2 separate regions of the Homo sapiens genome follow, and region 2 is linked to region 1. A link is an interaction called in ENCODE POLR2A ChIA-PET data of the cell type or tissue named here. Cell type or tissue: CD4-positive, alpha-beta T cell. All regions are shown on one strand. Links, peaks and the distances in the headings refer to the core of each region. The heading gives the core; the rest is flanking DNA.

The links. Peaks named below come from ENCODE experiments on the same cell type or tissue, not always from the same donor. Only the 100,000 strongest peaks of a DNase experiment are listed, where the experiment ranks them.
Region 2: POLR2A ChIA-PET joins it to region 1 with 6 read pairs; 3 of 35 experiments call an interaction of 5 or more read pairs at or near these places.

What each region holds. Positions count from the first base shown.
Region 1 is chr14:103,477,226-103,485,766 of GRCh38, forward strand. MARK3 (microtubule affinity regulating kinase 3) reads left to right here. Exons shown (of 18, transcript NM_001128918.3): 14 at 3,162-3,265. Among named protein-coding and RNA genes, the nearest start is that of CKB, 41 kb to the right of the region's middle. In CD4-positive, alpha-beta T cell, for the core only: no CTCF peak of the experiment used is centred there; a DNase peak (open chromatin) is centred at 3,556.
Region 2 is chr14:102,932,382-102,940,922 of GRCh38, forward strand. CDC42BPB (CDC42 binding protein kinase beta) reads right to left here. Exons shown (of 37, transcript NM_006035.4): 31 at 7,846-7,943; 32 at 7,665-7,749; 33 at 7,449-7,566; 34 at 7,229-7,346; 35 at 5,925-6,030; 36 at 5,723-5,793; 37 at 1-1,462. The coding sequence ends at 1,331. Among named protein-coding and RNA genes, the nearest start is that of AMN, 14 kb to the left of the region's middle. In CD4-positive, alpha-beta T cell, for the core only: no CTCF peak of the experiment used is centred there; no DNase peak of the experiment used is centred there.

The DNA.
Region 1 (8,541 bases), core at 1,469-5,468:
TCACACCCGTAATCCCTGCACTGTGGGAGGCCAAAGTGGGCGGATCACTTGAGGTCAGGAGTTCAAGAACAGCCTGGCCAACATGGTGAAATCCCATCTCTACTAAAAATACAAAAATTAGCCGGGTATAGTGGCGTGCTCCTGTAATCCTAGCTATTCGGGAGGCTGAGGCAGGAGAATTGCTTTAACCGAGAAGATGGAGGTTGCAGTGAGCTGAGATTGTGTCATTGCACTCCAGCCTGGGTAACAGAGCGAGACTCCATCTCAAAAAATAAAAAAAAAAGTCCATAGCTGTGACTTGTTCCTTGCTTTTTAGTTTTTTGTTTTGGAAGTTAAATTCATGTGAATCCACATGACAATGATTAACCATTTTAAAGTGGGCAATGCGGTGGCATTTGGTACACTCACAGTATTGTGCAGCCAACACCTGTCTTTAGTTTCAGAACTTTTTCAGCTCCCCAGAAGGAGCATCTGTTTAGGCTGGGCACAGTGGCTAACCCCTATAATCTCAGCGCTTTGGGAGGCTGAGGTGGGAGGATCACTTGAGCCCAAGAGTCTGAGATCAGCCTGGGCACCAGAGTGAGACCTCATCTCTACAAAAAAAATTAAAAAGAAAATAGCTGAGCGTGATGATGCACACCTGTAGTACCAGCTACTTGAGAGCTTGAGAGGCTCAGGTGGGAAGATCATTTCAGCCCAAGAGGTTGAGGCTGCAGTGAGTCATGGTCACATCACCATATTCCAGCCTGGGCAACAGAGCAAGACCCTGTCCTTAAAAAAAAAAAAAGTGGCCGGGCGCAGTGGCTCACGCCTGTAATCCCAGCACTTTGGGAGGCTGAAGTGGGCAGATCACAAGGTCAGGCGTTCAAGACCAGCCTGGCCATCATGGTGAAACCCCATCTCTACTAAAAATACAAAAATTAGCCAGGCATGGTGGCGGGCACCTGTAATCCCAGCTACTCGGGAGGCTAAGGCAGGAGAATCGATTGAACCCAGGACGCAGAAGTTGCAGTGAGCCGAGATGGTGCCACTGCACTCCAGCCTGGGCGAAAAAGCGAGGCTCCATCTCAAAAAAAAAAAAAAAAAGAACACCTGTATCCCTTAAGTAATCACTTTCCATTCCTCCTCTCCCCTCTGCCCCCCTCCCTTCCCCCTCATTCCCTGGCAACCACCAGTCTGTGTTCTGTCTCTGGATTTGCCTGTTCTGAATATTTTATATAAATGGAACCATTTCACATGTATCCTTTTGTGTCTACTTCTTTCTTTGACTCAGCATAATGTTTTCATGGTTCATCCAATTTGTAGCATGTATTTTCTTTTCCCTTTTTTTTTTTTTGAGATGGCATTTCGCTCCTGTTGCCCAGAGTGCAATGGCACGATCTTGGCTCACTGCAAACTCCACCTCCCGGGTTCAAGCGATTCTCCTGCCTCAGCCTCCTGAGTAGCTGGGATTACAGGCGTGCGCCACCATGCCTGGATAATTTTGTATTTTTAGTAGAGACGGGGTTTCTCCATGTTGGTCAGTCTGGTCTCGAACTCCCGACCTCAGGTGATCCACCCGCCTCGGCCTCCCAAAGCGCTGGGATTACAGGCGTGAGCCACTGTGCCCAGCCTGCAGCATGTATTAGTACTTTGTTTCTTTTGGGGGTAATATTCCATTCTGTATATATACTACAATTTAACTGTTCATCTGTTGATGGACATTTATATTATTTCCATGTATTGGTTAAAATGAATAATGCTACTATAAACAATTGTGTACAAATTTCTATGTGGACTTAAATGTTTTAATTTCTTTCCTTCTTTCTTGGGGAGGAGACGGTCTCACTCTGTCACCTAGGCTAAAGTACAATGGTGCAAACACGGCTCATTGCAACTTCGACCTCCCAGACCCAAGTGATCCTCCCACCTCAGCCTCCCAAATAGCTGATACCACAGGCATGCATCACCATGCCTGGCTTATTTTTTCTGTTTGTTTGTTGTGGTAGAGATGAGGTCTCCCTATGTAGCCCAGCCAGGCTGGTCTCAAACTCCTAGGCTCAAGCAGACATCCTGCCTCAGCCTCCCAAAGTGCTGGGATTATAGGTGTTAGCCTCTGCACCTGGCTGTGTTTTCATTTTTCCTGGGTATATATTTAGGAATAAAATTGTTGAGTAATATGGTAACTCCATGTTTAATTTTTTGAGAAACTGCCAAACTGTTTTCCTCACAACTGTACCATTTTATCCAGCAATAGTGAGAGTCCCTGTTTTCTTCACATTCTTTCTAACAATTAATAATTATTTTATTATTTAAAGCTTTCCTAGCAGGTATGAAGTAGTACCTCATGCTTTTGATTTGCATTTCTTTAATGACCAATGATATTGGGCATCTTTTCATGTGTTTCTTGGCCATACGTATAGCTTTTTTTTTTTTTTTTTTTTTGAGACTGAGTTTTGCTCTTGTTACACAGGCTGGAGTGCAATGGTGCGATCTCAGCTCACCGCAACCTCTACCTCCCAGGTTTAAGTGATTCTCCTACCTCAGCCTCCTGGCCTCCTGAGTAGCTGGGATTACAGGCATGCACCACCACAGCCAGCTAATTTTGTATTTTTAGCAGAGACGGGTTTTCTCCATGTTGGTCAGGCTGGTCTCGAACTCCTCACCTCAGGAGATCCGCCCACCTCTGCCTCCCAAAGTATTGGGATTACAGGTGTGAGCTACCGCGCCCAGCCGTTGTATAGCTTTTTTAAAGAAATATCTATTGAAGGTGCCGATTTTAAAATTAGGTTGTCAGGCCGGGCACCTCAGGAGGCTGAGGCAGGAGAATCGCTTGAACCCAGGAGGGGGAGGTTGCAGTGAGCCGAGATCGCACCGCTGCATTCCAGCATGGCGACAGAGCAACACTGCATCTCAAAAAAGAAAAAAAAAATTAGCCAAATGTGGTGGCACATGCCTGTATTCCCAGCTACTTGGGAGGCTGTGGTGGGAGGATTGCTTGATCCTGGGAGGCAGAGCCAAGATTGCTCCACTGCACTCCAGCCTGGGTGACAGAGTAAGACCTTGCCTCAAAAAACAAGTAAATAAAAGACTGACATTCCTATTTATGTAGATAAGTTCATTTTTTCTCATTGTACTGTATTTACCAAATAAATTTAAGACAAAAATGCCCTTTTTTATAGAGTAACACAGCATCTGGTGGAATGACACGACGAAATACTTATGTTTGCAGTGAGAGAACTACAGCTGATAGACACTCAGTGATTCAGAATGGCAAAGAAAACAGGTAGGAGATTCTACCTGTTTGTAAGAAAAGTTGTTTTTCCCAAGAGAAATGGAAGCATGTTATTTACTGCTTTGTTCTTATAATCATTTTCAAATTAAAACTGTAAGTATTCTCTGAAGGTAAGTTAAATTTGTATACTAATTTTTAGCAAGATACTAGAATTCTAAATTCTTTTTGTTGTCCAGAGCATCATCCTCCTGCCTGGCTGTGTATGATGATTAAAAGGCTTGAGTTAAACCCAGGGGGTTTCCTAGAGGAAGTAGATAGTAAGCTGTGGTTATGTTGTAGAACAGTGAATAAGGAAATGGAGATTGTCTTGTGCTCATTAATAACTTGAACAAAAGCCGAAAGTGGGGGAAGATAAGGACGTGAGGCAGAGAGTCATACCTCAGGAGAATGTACAGCACCAGGTAGCATTAAAGGTCCGCAGTTTACCAAAGGGTCCAGATGGCTGAGTCTAAATAGAAACACTGGAGAAGCCAAGAGAAGTGGAAAGTCCAGCCTTCTGAATGCTTTTAATTTGGCTACATAGCAAGCATACATAGGATGAGCGTGACTTTAAAAAGACAATGATGTTACATGTCAATAAGGAGAGCATCCTATCATGCACATGATTTTCTTGGGGTTTTGAAATAAAATAAGTAGAGTCAGTAAAATGGGATTGGATAGGTGTAGAGACTCTGAGGTGGGGTTAGTCTGGGTGGAGAGAAAAGAGAAGTTAGATTGGTAGAGAATAGCTAAATATGCTATATTCTGTTCAGAACAAATTTCCCAGGCTGGCATGGATTTTCCTTCTTTGTTTTTGGAAGAGCAGTAAGTGTACATCATTCTTTTAACTTGAACATTGTTTGCATCAGAATTGTTCTGACATTTACTTTCTGCAGTTACGGTGTGAGGTTCTGTTTCTTAATCCTAACCTATGTTTGATCTCATTAGTCAAACAAAATGTTTGATCACTACATTTTGTGACAGCCTAATCAAAAATTCTCTCCTCCTTCATCCTTAGTTCCAAACTGCTTATCACTTCCCTGTTCCATAGGCCACTTAGGATTGAGTTGATATGAGGAGTAACATTTGTTCTGTAAGATTATGGTTATTATTCGTTGAATTTTTAGCAATATTTACATTCTCTTGTTCTCTTTTATGACTCGTGTGTGTGTGTGTGTGTGTTTCAACATTGTCTTTTCTTATGATTAAAAACTACTAAGAACTTGAGTATAGCAGCTGGGGTAGATAGTTTACAGATAATGATTGATATAGGTATTTCTTTTTTTTTTTTTTTTTTTTTTTTTTTGAGACAGAGTCTCACTCTGTCACCCAGGCTGGAGTGCAGTGGCCTGATCTCGGCTCACTGCAAGCTCCGCCTCCCGGGTTCACGCCATTCTCCTGCCTCAGCCTCCCGAGTAGCTGGGACTACAGGCGCCTGCCACCACTCCCAGGTAATTTTTTGTATTTTTAGTAGAGACGGGGTTTCACCATGTTAGCCAGGATGGTCTCGATCTCCTGACCTTGTGATCCACCCACCTCGGCCTCCCAAAGTGCTGGGATTACAGGCGTGAGCCACCGTACCCAGCCAGGTATTTCTTAATAGTAGTCTACTCTCTGGTAGATTTGTATTATAGTTCAGTTCTTAACTTTCAAATTTCTTCTAGTTCAAAAGTGACTTAATAGAAAATATCAATAGAAGACTTAATTAGAAGTTTCTGGTGTTACAGATTGTAGTCTACAGGACTACAGAAATGTTTCATGGTCAGGCACAGTGGCTCACACCTGTAATCCCAGCACTCTGGGAGGCCAAGGCAGGTGGATCACTTGAGGTCAGGAGTTCGTGACCAGCCTGGCCAACATGGTGAAACCCCGTCTCTACTAAAAATACGAAAATTAACCATGTGTGGTGGCACGCGCCTGTAGTCCCAGCTACCAGGGAGACTGAGGCAGGAGAATTACTTGAACCCAGGAGGCAGAGTTTGCAGTGAGCTGAGATCGCGCCACTGCAGTCCAGCCTGGACAACAGAGCAAGACTCATCTAAAAAAAAAAAAAGTTGTTTCATTACCTTTACTACTTCTAAATTCTGAAAATGCACTACCCAGCTCCTTCTGAACTTTAGGATATGTGACTGTCTGAGGTGCAGAGTCAGTCTCCTCAAGGGTGTTAAGACTAAGATCTGCTCTCTGCTTCCATCCTGTGCTACACGTATCATACACCAGGCACATGCATATATGCCTGTGTCTTCTGATTCTCTTTTCCTAAAATTTTTCGTTTCACTCTTTGGAAATAATATTTAAGACTTCTTTAATTTCTTTGGCAATATTTCCTTTCTGCATTCCCCCTGGAGACACCTGCCTTGTTGGGGCCAACTCTTTCATATCCTGACCTGTCTCGTTGCTTCTCTTAGCATCAGTCATTGAAATACTTTGCTTCTGAAGGTGTCGTCTTTCTCTTTAGTCAAAGAGAGTCTCACCGCCAAACCTTAAAAGACAGGGCCCATTGTTTTAATAATATTTGGACTTTCCTTTCCTATCTTATAAATGAATTAAAAGACTGGAAAATTATTGGGTTTAACTTCTTTAGTTAAGGCACTAAATGTGACAGCTTTCCCTTAAAATTGATGCTTGAGTCTTCAGTGAGATACAATTAGCTTTCCCTGCACAGATGACTTCTTCGGCAAATTGTTCCTTTTCCCTCTCTTCACCCACCCATATATCTTATTTCTTCACTAATTTAAAATATGAGTGAGCTGTAGGATGCCTGGACCTATGTTAACTTCTGAAACAAACATGTTAAGTTCCAATTTTAGCCTTAAATATTTTCGACATTTAGCCTTAAATGTTTTCTTCTTTATATGAGTGTTCATACGGAATTTCAACATGAGAATAATGATGGCTGATTTTTTAAAAACTGTGTGAAGGTTTAAACCAGAGACTCCACATATCTTAAGCCCTTACTACCTTCAAAATCCTACTGTAAACAGGATATTTTAAAGGCTTACTAAATGCAAGGCTTTTTCTCGTCATAGGCAATATAATTAATTTTAATTATTTTTTCTTTTGAAAATTAGTTTTATTAATTGGTTCTTACTAGGCCAATCTTTGTTTTATCAGCTTTCCTGTGGGAACAATAAAGTTAATGACACAGGGAGCATAGGTTAGGGCCAGTTGTTACTTTGGCACAAACACCTGTGATTCGTTTTCTGAGACTAGTTTTAAACTGGTCGTGCTGAAGGCCAGCCCACTTTCTGCTGTAATTATTCTGCCTTCTGATGTTATTCTCGAAAAATGGCCAGATTCCAGGCGTGACTAATGGTTGGTGTAAACTAGGCATGAGAAGGTTTGATTACACCTTCAATTGTATGATTCTATCATGATGGTATAGGTTTGCAGTGAGTCTTAAACCACATAGCACTGACACGTAGTGAGTGCTCAAACAAATGTTAGCTTTCATTATTAATTATAGACTGTTCAGACAAGGTTATGCAGAATTTTCTTAGTTTGCACTGACTAAACCTAATCTTTCAAGTTAATAATGTTGCTAAACCACCTACATAGCAGAGACACTCTGCTCCTACGATTTCATATGCTTTAGATACCCGGACGACACTGTTTAGACTACTTCATTTAAAGACCCCAGAGAAGTGACGTGCTGGTGTTACAGTAATGCAAACAGAATCTTTTCTTTTTTTTTTTTCTTTTTTTCTTTTTTTTTCTGCGATGGAGTCTCGCTCTTTTACCCAGGCTAGAGTGCAATGGCACGATCTCGGGTCACTGCAACCTCCATCTCCCGGGTTCATGCAGTTCTTCTGCCTCAGCCTCCCAGTAGCTGGGATTACAGGCACACACCACCACACCTGGCTGATTTTTGTATTTTTAATAGAAATGGGGTTTCACTAGGCCAGGCTGGTCTCAAATTCCTGACTTCAAGTGATCCACCTGCCTTGGCCTCCCAAAGTGCTGTGATTACAGGCATGAGCCACTGCACCAGGCCCAGAATCTTTCAAATAAATTTTAGATATTGGATATTACTGTAAAGTTTCAAAATTGTGAAGTGGCTTATTATTTTATCCACTTTACCCTGCATCAAGTCACATAGAGATTGAGCAGAGAAGGATTGAGGACACTTAGCGTATGTATCTTTGGACTACATATAAAAGTTGCTTTTTTTAGGCTGGGCGCGGTGGCTCCCACCTGTAATCCCAGCATTTTAGGAGGCTGAGGCAGGTGGATCATGAGGTCAGGAGATCAAGACCATCCTGACCAACATGGTGAAACCCTGTCTAAAATTAATTAGCTGGGCGTGGTGGCATGCGCCTGTAGTCCCAGCTACTTGGGAAGCTGAGGCAGGAGAATCACTTGAACCCAGGAGGCAGAGGTTGCAGTGAGCCGAGATAGCGCCACTGCACTCCAGCCTGGCAACAGAGCAAGACTCTGTCTCAAAAACAAAAAAAAAGGGCTGAGCACAGTGGCTTACGCCTGTAATCCCAGCACTTTGCGAAGCTGAGGTGGGCGGATCACCTGAGGTCAGGAGTTTGAGACCAGCCTGACCAACATGGAGAAACCCCATCTCTACTAAAAATACAAAAAAAAAAAAAAAAATTAGCCAGGCATGGTGGCGCATGCCTATAATCCCAGCTACTTGGGAGGCCGAGGCAGGAGAATCGCTTGAACCCAGGAGGCAGAGGTTGCGGTGAGCCAAGATTGCACCATTGCACTCCAGCCTGGGCAACAAGAGCAAAACCCCATCTCAAAGAAAAAAAAAAAAGGCTGCTTTTTTTTTTTTTTTTTTTTTTTTAAGATGGATGGAGTCTTGCAGTGTGGCCCAGGCTGCAGTACAGTGGCTAGTCACAGACATGATCATAGTGTACTGTAGCCTTGAACTCCTGGGCTCAAATGATCCTCCTGTGTTGGCTTCTTGAGTAGCTGGGACTACAGGCATGGACCACCACACCTGGCTAATTTTTTATTTTTTGTAGAGATGAAGTCTTCCCATGTTACCCAGGCTGGTCTCAAATTCCTGGCCTCAAGGGATCCTCCAGTCTCAGCCTTCCAAAACACTAGGTTTACAGGCATGAGCCACCATGCCTGTCCTTGGACTATATTTTTAATTCTGCTTTTGCCCAGTCACTTGAGTATGCTTTTAATCAGCAGCCAATACATTTCTTATCAGAATGTTCTGATAGGGGCTAGAGGTCATAGCAACAAATTCAAAGTGCCTATCCTTTAGTAACCTTAAGTGGATTAATGTTTTAGAAAAGATAGTCAAGACTGGGCACAGTGGCTCA
Region 2 (8,541 bases), core at 541-4,540, 550 kb before region 1:
CTTTAAAACTGCCGTCTTCTGCTTTATTGACAGGTAAATTGTTCAAAAATGTTCTCACAATTCAATAATTAATTACAAAGACTGAGACTTACATTAAAAAAGTAAAAACCAGAACCCCCCAGGTGCCCATCCAGCAGAAGGCCCAGGAGGGCAGTGGGGTGGCAGGGCTAGGCGGTGCTGGGCCACTCAGTGCCGACTTGGGGAAGTGCACGTCCTGAACAGCCTTGCCAAGCAGCCGACCGGTGGGAGGACAGGGGAAGCCTGGCCCAAGCTGTGGACAAGCTGTGTCTGCCGCCACAGTTAATCACAAGCCTCTGACGACACAGGGCCACAGAGCTGGTCACTCAACATCTGGTACAAAGGGTGAGGTGAAATCCACGCGCAGGGGATTGCTGTGCCGTGGGCCGGGGCCAGTGTGCAGGAGTGTGTTGGGTGGGTCTACGTGATCATACGGGCTACTAATCACGGGGGCTCCATGCGGGGGCAGGACTGGTGGGGGGGGGGGCGGGCAGGGCGGGGCGGGGTGGGGTATCCCAGTGGCTGCTTCGTGGCGCCCTGGGGCTCTGACTTCCCTCAGCCCAGCAGGCCACAGGGCCTGCCTGCACCACGACACTCGCTGGTTTTATGGCAGGAGGCAGAAGCCGTGGAAGCGAATGGAAAACAGCACAGCTGACTTCACAGTAGTAGATACTGGTGACACTTCATGGCTGCGACCCAGAATGAACTTAATGCACACAGGGACGCAGGGTGTCACTGGTCCTGGGCCTTTGTCCATGACTAGGTGGTCAGCAGGACTTCTGCAGCTGACTGTGCAATGGCTAAATGAAAAAAAGGCCACAGACTAACCTCCACTTTCCTGTCTTCAAAATTCTAGTGACACTGGGAATGCTATAGGACCTCCTACTATTCTCTTAAGGTCCTAGGAAAGTTTCAGGAACTAGGGAAAAGACTGGGTACTGAGGCTGTGTCCCCAGATGTCTGCTTCCGAAGCAGCCGCGTCATGACGGGTTTCTGCTGAGGAAGTGGTGTTGGCAGGGCCCCATATGCCCTCTCGGGTTGTCAGGGGTGGGAGACAGGCTGTATGGGGGTCCTTCATGTGCAGATGGAACAGCATCGCCTCACAGCTGTGCAGACGAACAGATGTGGTCTACTGCCACGAACAATGCGGCATAAAACTGATCAATATTATAATAAAGATTTGTCTTCTTCATCTCCATATCTACAAAGTGATTCTACATTTCCTTGGACAACACTGGAGGGCCCGCTCAGTCTTGGCACTGACGCTGGAGGCCATCTCCAGCTCCCTGGCCCCTGTGGCGAGCTGGCGGCTTCAGGTGTCACAGGCCGGCTGCTCCAGGCCTTCGAGGGGGAGCTGGCTCCTGTGGGGGGAGTTGGGGCTCGGTGGGCCGCTGGGGTTGGAGCTATTCGATGGAGTTGAGTGTTTGGTGGAGTCCGAATCAGGCTGTGAACAGGAAGAGGGCAGGGTGAGCACCCGCTGCCCTAGCCTGGGGAGGCACGCGTGCCCAGCTGGATGCAAATGTTTGCTCAGGGACAACTGTCGCAACTGCTCTTCTCCCTTCATGTTATGAAAACACACACGCTCTACACCAGCGATTCGTGGGGCCCTTAGGCGTGCTGGTGAGAGTCACAAATTGATGTCTAATCCCACTCAAAAATAACATGGTAATTATCATTACAAAAGACAGCAACTCTGTAGTGAAGAAATCAGATGGGGCCGGACGCAGTGGCTCCTGCCTGTAATCCCAGCACTTTGGGAGGCCAAGGTGGGTGGATCACACTTGAGGTCAGGAGTTTGAGACCAGCCTGGCCAATGTGGTAACACCCCATCTCTACTGAAAACACAAAAATCAGGCCGGGCGTGGTGGCTTACGCCTGTAATCCCAGCACTTTGGGAGGCCAAGGCAGGCGGATCACAAAGTCAGGAGATTGGGACCATCCTGGCTAACATGGTGAAACCCCGTCTCTACTAAAAATACAAAAAATTAGCCGGGCGTGGCAGCATGCACCTGTAGTCCCAACTGCTGGGGAGGCTGAGGCAGGAGAATGGCGTGAACCCGGGAGGCGGAGCTTGCAGTGAGCCGAGACTGCACCACTGCACTCCAGCCTGGGCGACAGAGCGAGACTCCGTCACAAAACAAAACAAAACAAAAAAAACAAAAATCAGCCGGGCACAGTGGTGCGCACCTGCAACCAAGCAGTCAAAGTCACAAACGCGACACTCTTTCCTGAGAAAAGCACTAGGAATAGAGGGGAACCTCCTCAACAAAATAAAACAGCTAACCATACCCAATGGTGAGAGACAAAATTTTCCCCTAAGATCAGCCACGGGCCGGGTGCGGTGGCTCACACCTGTAATCCCAGCACTTTGGGAGGCCAAGGTGGGCAGATCATGAGGTCAGGAGATTGAGACCATCCTAACACAGTGAAACCCTGTCTCTGCTAAAAATACAAAAAAAAATTAGCCTGGCATGGTGGTGGGCACCTGTAGTCCCAGCTACTCGGGAGGCTGAGGCAGGAGAATGGCGTGAACCCAGGAGGCGGAGCTTGCAGTGAGCCGAGATCGCATCACTGCATTCCAGCCTGGGCTACATGTAGAGTGAGACTCTGTCTCAAAAAAAAAAAAAAAAGAAAAAAAGAAAAAAGATCAGCAACAAGGCAAGGATGCCTGCTTTCACCACTGCTATTCAACATGGGGCTAGAGGTTCTAGGCAGAGCGATCAGGGAAGAAACAGAAATGAAAAGGATTCCAAGTTAGGAAGGAAGTAAAGCTATCTCTCTTTGCAGATGACATGATTATACACGTAGAAAATCCCAAAGAAAAGAATCCACAAAAAACTAATAAGCTCAGCAAAGTTATAGGGTATAAGATCAACACACACAAGTCAGTTGTGTTTCTATACACCAGAAATGAACACACTGAAAAGGAAACTGAAAAAAAAAATTCAATTTACAACAGCATCCAAAAGAATAGCTAGGAATAGTTTAACCAGAGAAGGGAAAAATGTGTACACTATAAATTACAAAACATTGCTGAAAAAATAGCTTAAATAAATGGAACACATCTCATGTTCGTGGAGTAAAAATATTGTTAAGATGGCTGTACTAGGCCGGGTATAGTGCCTCACGCCTGTAATCCCAGCACTTTGGGAGGCCAAGGCGGGCAGATCACTTGAGGTCAGGAGTTTGAGACCAGTCTGGCCAACATGGTGAAACCCCGCCTCTACTAAAAATACAAAAATCAGCCAGGTATGGTGGCGGGCACCTGTAGTCCCAGCTACTTGGGAGTCTGAGGCATGAGAATCACTTGATCCCAGGAAACAAAGGTTGCAGTGAGCCAAGATCGTGCCACTGCACTCTGTCTCAAAAAAAAAAAAAAAAAAAAGACATTAATTATGAGGAATGTAAATAACGACAACCCATAGAACAAGAGAAGACATCTGCACATCACATCTCTCACAAGAGCCTGGTACTCAGAACATGCCAGGAGCTCCTACAACCCAGCCACAAAAGGACAAACCACCCATTTCAAAAATGGGTAAAGGCCTTGAGTAGACATTTCTCTAAAGAAGGTACGGAAATGGCCAACAAGCATATGAAAAGATGCTAAACATAAGTCTTTAGAGAATGCAAATCAAAACCACAATCAGGTACTACTTCATAGCCACCAGGACGACTATTAAAAAGAAGAAAAACAAGAACAAGTATTGGTGAGGATGTCGAGATATGAGAACCCTCACATTGCTGGTGGAATATAGAATGGTACAACTGCTGCAGAAAACAATTTGGTGGTTCCTCAAAAAGTTAAACATAGAATTACCACATAAATCCAGCAATCCCACTCACAGGCATAAACCCGAATGTGAAAACAGGCACTCAAACACATATGTGCACACACGTGTTCACAGCAGCACCACTCACAACAGCTGAAGGACAGAAACAGCCCAAATGTGCCTCAGGGGAAGAATGGGAAAACAAACCGTGGTCTAGCCATACAAGAGAATATTATTTAGCAATAGAAACGCCAGCACTGATGCATGCTACACAACGGGGGTGAGCCACAAAACAGTATGCCAGGTGAGAGCTAGGCACAAAAGGTCAAACACACTGCCATACGAGAGGCTGGGCATTCCATTTCCACGAAATGTCCAGACAGGGAAATCACAGGAAACTACTGGCTGCCCAGGTGCTGAGGGGAGGGAGGGACGGGGAGAGAGTGCTTAAAGGGCAGGGGGTTTATTTTGAAATGATGAAAATGTCTTTTTTATTATGTTTTAGAGACAAGATCTCACTACACTGCCCAGGCTGGCCTTGAACTCCTCAGGCCATCCTTCCACCTCAGCTTCACTAGTAGCTGGTACTACACACGTGAACCGTGGTGCCCAGCTAGAGTGGAAATGTTTCTGAATGAGAAAGAGGTGGTGACTGCATCTCTGTGGATGTACCAAATGTCACTGAGTAGTTTAAAGTAACTTTAAAGTAGTTATTTTGGGCCCGGTGTGCTGGCTCACGCCTGTAATCTGAGCACTTTGGGAGGCCAAGGTAGGAGGACAGCTTGAGCCCAGGAGTTGGGAGACCAGCCTGGGCAACAAAGTGAGACCCTGCCTCTATATTATTATGAAAATAAAAAAAACAAAAAAATTGTTGTTTTGTGAATTTCACTTAAATTTAAAAGAACAAACAAGGTCATGCAGACGAGACAGGCACTGGCTGCCTCAGGACACAGTACCCTAAGAGGGACACCATGTCCTCTGTATAATGTGACAGCCTAAGACACACTTCAAATCCCATGACCAGGAAACAGCGGACAAACTCAAACTCAGGAGCGTTCTGTAAAGTAACAGCAGTGCTTGCTACAAAAATGTGACTGTCCCACCAGACAAAGACAGGCTGGGGGCCTGCTGCAGAATAAAGGGTGGAACAGTAGGATGGACAAAGGATGGAGAAGACAAAGGACTTCCAGAGGAAGAGACGCTGACCTTGGCAGAACCAGCAACATGTGCAAGGCATCTGCCCGTCCGTTCGGCAGCTGATGTTAAAACATCTCAGTGCTGGGGCTGAGATGTGTGGTGGAGAGATGAGCATGGCCCCTCCGCCTGCATCCCTCCCTCCCTCCCTCCAAGGATGGCGCCGGGGGCTAAGCCCTCAGCTCACTCCTCAGCCCTCAGCACTGCAGCTCCTCGCCTCCCTCGACTGCATTCTCATCCCCATTCCGCACAGGGGAAACTGAGGCCAGAGCAGTGTGGCTGAGCTGCGCACAACAGTGGCGCTTGTCCTGGAGGTGGTCCCCACACTCTGACACCAAGCGCCATCCCAAGGGAGGGGCAGACAGACCAACCAATGTGGAAGGTCAGCCCAGACCAAAGAGACTGCTGATGTATCACATTGAAGTACATAAAACAACACAGGGAGTCCAGAGGAAAGAGGCAGGTTGGCGGGAAAGCTTCCATTCCTCCTGGGGCAGTGTGACAGCCCTGTCCCTAGTCAGCGTTCCCAAAGGAGCTTGGGGTCTGACCAAGAGATTGCTGCACGAGCCTCCTGGGGGAGGGGACAGCCACCCCGACCCCTGCCCCCGTCACCCTCACACCGCAAGTGGGGTGCTCCAAAAGGGCTGTGACACCACCCAGGGCCCCAGATCTTCGGGCTGCTTTTCCTCCTGCAGTGGTGGCTCATAGCCTCAGCACTGGACCTGGGCAAGTCTCACCTCTTTGTCAAAGTCCTGGTCTGGATCAGACATACTTCTCAGAGGCACAGTCACGCTAGGCTCCGATCCACCTACAGAACAAGGACAGCTTTCCTCTTAGGGAGAAAGTCAAGAACGGAATCAAATGCCTGGGGTCTCCCCATTCCAGCACCCCCTACCCCCCACCTCCCCCAGGGCTGCGGGGGCCAGGCTTCCCCTGTACCTGATGAGGGCCACGAGATGTAGGGCTTGTTCCTGGATGGAGGCTGGCGAGCCAGGTTGGTGGGAGCGGGGCCCGGCCTTTCCTCCTGGGAGGGGGGCACAGCACTCTGGGCAGAAATAGCAACACGTGAGCATGCTTGGTTGACACCCGGCAGGGCCGGCTGCGAAGTTTGTGCAACCTACGGTGGCTGTGGCCTCGTGACCTTGATGAGCAAAATGGGGGCCAAGAGGGCTCTCTGGATTGGACAAGGGTTCTGGACAGTCTGGAACTAAGAACTGGCAATAGCAACTTCAGGGCAGGTCAAATCCTATAAAAAGCGTACTTTTTTTGTTTGTTTGTTTGAGACTGAGTCTTGCTCTGTCCCCCAGGCTGGAGTGCAATGACGTGATCTCGGCTCACTGCAACCTCTGCCTCCTGGGTTCAAGCAATTCTCCTGCCTCAGCCTCCTGAGTAGGTGGGATTACAGATGCCCACCATCACACCCAGCTTATTTTTGTAGTTTAGTAGAGACAGGGTTTCTCCATGTTGGCCAGGCTGGTCTCAAACTCCTGACCTCAGGTGATCCACTCACTGTGGCCTCCCAAAGTGCTGGAATTAAGAGGCATGAGCCACCACACCCAGCCTAAAATACATAATTTTTTTTTTTTTTGAGACGGAGTCTTGCTCTGTCACCCAGGCTGGAGTGCAGTGGTGCAATCTCGGCTCACTGCAAGCTCCGCCTCCCGGGTTCATGCCATTCTCCTGCCTCAGCCTCCCCAGTAGCTGGGACTACAGGCACCTGCCGCCACACCCAGCTAATTTCTTTTTGTATTTTTAGTAGAGACAGGGTTTCACCGTGTTAGCCAGGATGGTCTCGATCTCCTGACCTCGTGATCCGCCCGCCTCGGCCTCCCAAAGTGCTGGGATTACAGGCATGAGCCACCACGCCCAGCCAAAAACATACTTCTTAAGTAAAAAAGAGAAAGTATGCTATCTGTTGGTACGAAGGTGTTACTGAGAAATCACCACCTCATGGCAAACGTCCTTAGGAAGCCCTCACAGGCCGAAACGTGGTGGACTCTCACAAGTACCTGCAGCATCACTGCCCAGGGCGGCCCGAGGCCTGTGCACAAGGCCTTGTGACAGGGTAAGTGCTCGTGAACAGAGCTTCAGCGGAGACGGGCTTGTGTGACAGGAGCGCCAGGTCAGAGCACAGCGCCAGCCTCGCAGGCACTGCCTTTGGGACAGTCTCAGCCAGCATGGCTGCCTGAGCGGGGAGGAGGAGATGGGGTGCCCTGCCCGCCCTATCCCGGCCGTGCACGCACCAGAGGCAGGTCCATGAGCACCTGCATGCCGTCGCCTGGGCCCATGTGGGCCACGTGGTTGAAGTTGGTTGGGTTGGATATCATTTTGGATCTCAATTCTGGGTCTCTAAGCATCTCTCTGGGGAAAGGACACACTTTTGAGATTCATGGATACGTGAGAATCCTCTTGGCCCCCTCCCTAGAGCGAGGCCCAGCAGGCCCCGTGAGGCCCCGCTCCTACCGCCTCTGCTGCAGTCTCTCTTCCTCTGGGACCTTGAAGACGAACCGCCTTTTGCTCCTGGTGCGCAGCATCTGCTTCTTGCTGTTGTCGGAGGTGTCCGGCACGTTGAGAACCGCTCCTGCAGAAGCAGAGCGCGCGGTGACGGTGCTGCGGCACCAGGGACACACGCCCCTCCAACTTCCCTTCCCTCCACTCCCGGTGCAGAGGAAGGCTCACCCGAGAACTTGCTCTTGAAGTAGATCAAGCGTGGAGGCTCGCAGTTGAGGAGGTTGAGGGTGCCTTCAGAGTTCAGGGGCCTTATCTGGATTGGAAACCAGGGAGGGACAGTAAGCGCGGCCACGCACAGACTGCACCGGGAGAAGCCCGCCCGCACAGGAGGGCACCGAGGCCGCCTTACCCTCCGCAGGCCGATGGTCTGCACCCACTCCATGGTGCGCACATCAAAGACGTCCACGCCATACTCGCTGTACACCGTGACGTGGGTGGGGCTGCAACCTAGCGCAGACGGAGCAGGGCGGGGTGAGCCACAGTGGCTCAGGAACTCACCTGCCCTCGGGCCGGAGGCCAAGCCTTGGCACTTGAACAAGTGCAGAGGCGGCAGCACTGCCCTCAGCTGGTTCACGTCACCAAAGACTTCATGTTCCCACTCTGGAATTCATCTTCATTTCAAAGTTTAAACAAACACAATCCAATGTTTAAATGCTCCACAATCACTTCCGTAACTAATATTTTGAATACTACAGTACAGATGTTGAAGGTGACTTTTAAAAAGTCTGGTTTTTCATTTAGCTCTCATGAGATGTGATTATCCTGAAAGCTACTAATTCAGGCTCAACACTTTGGAAATTCAGGTAGGGGCCGACTGTTCAGTATGGTGAGGCTAATTCTTCCGTAGGAGATGGCAAGTCCGGTTTCCAGGTAGGTATTAAAAACCACACAGAAACCACTGCTGACCTCTGGGCAACAACCCTGCCTGTCTGCCCTCCACACTAATGACCCTAGACCCCTAGGAACCCGTGCTATGGGGGCGTGGGAAGCCCCTCTGCAGCCCGGTCTGAGGGCATATGCAAGCGAGGCTAAGGGCGTCCTGCAG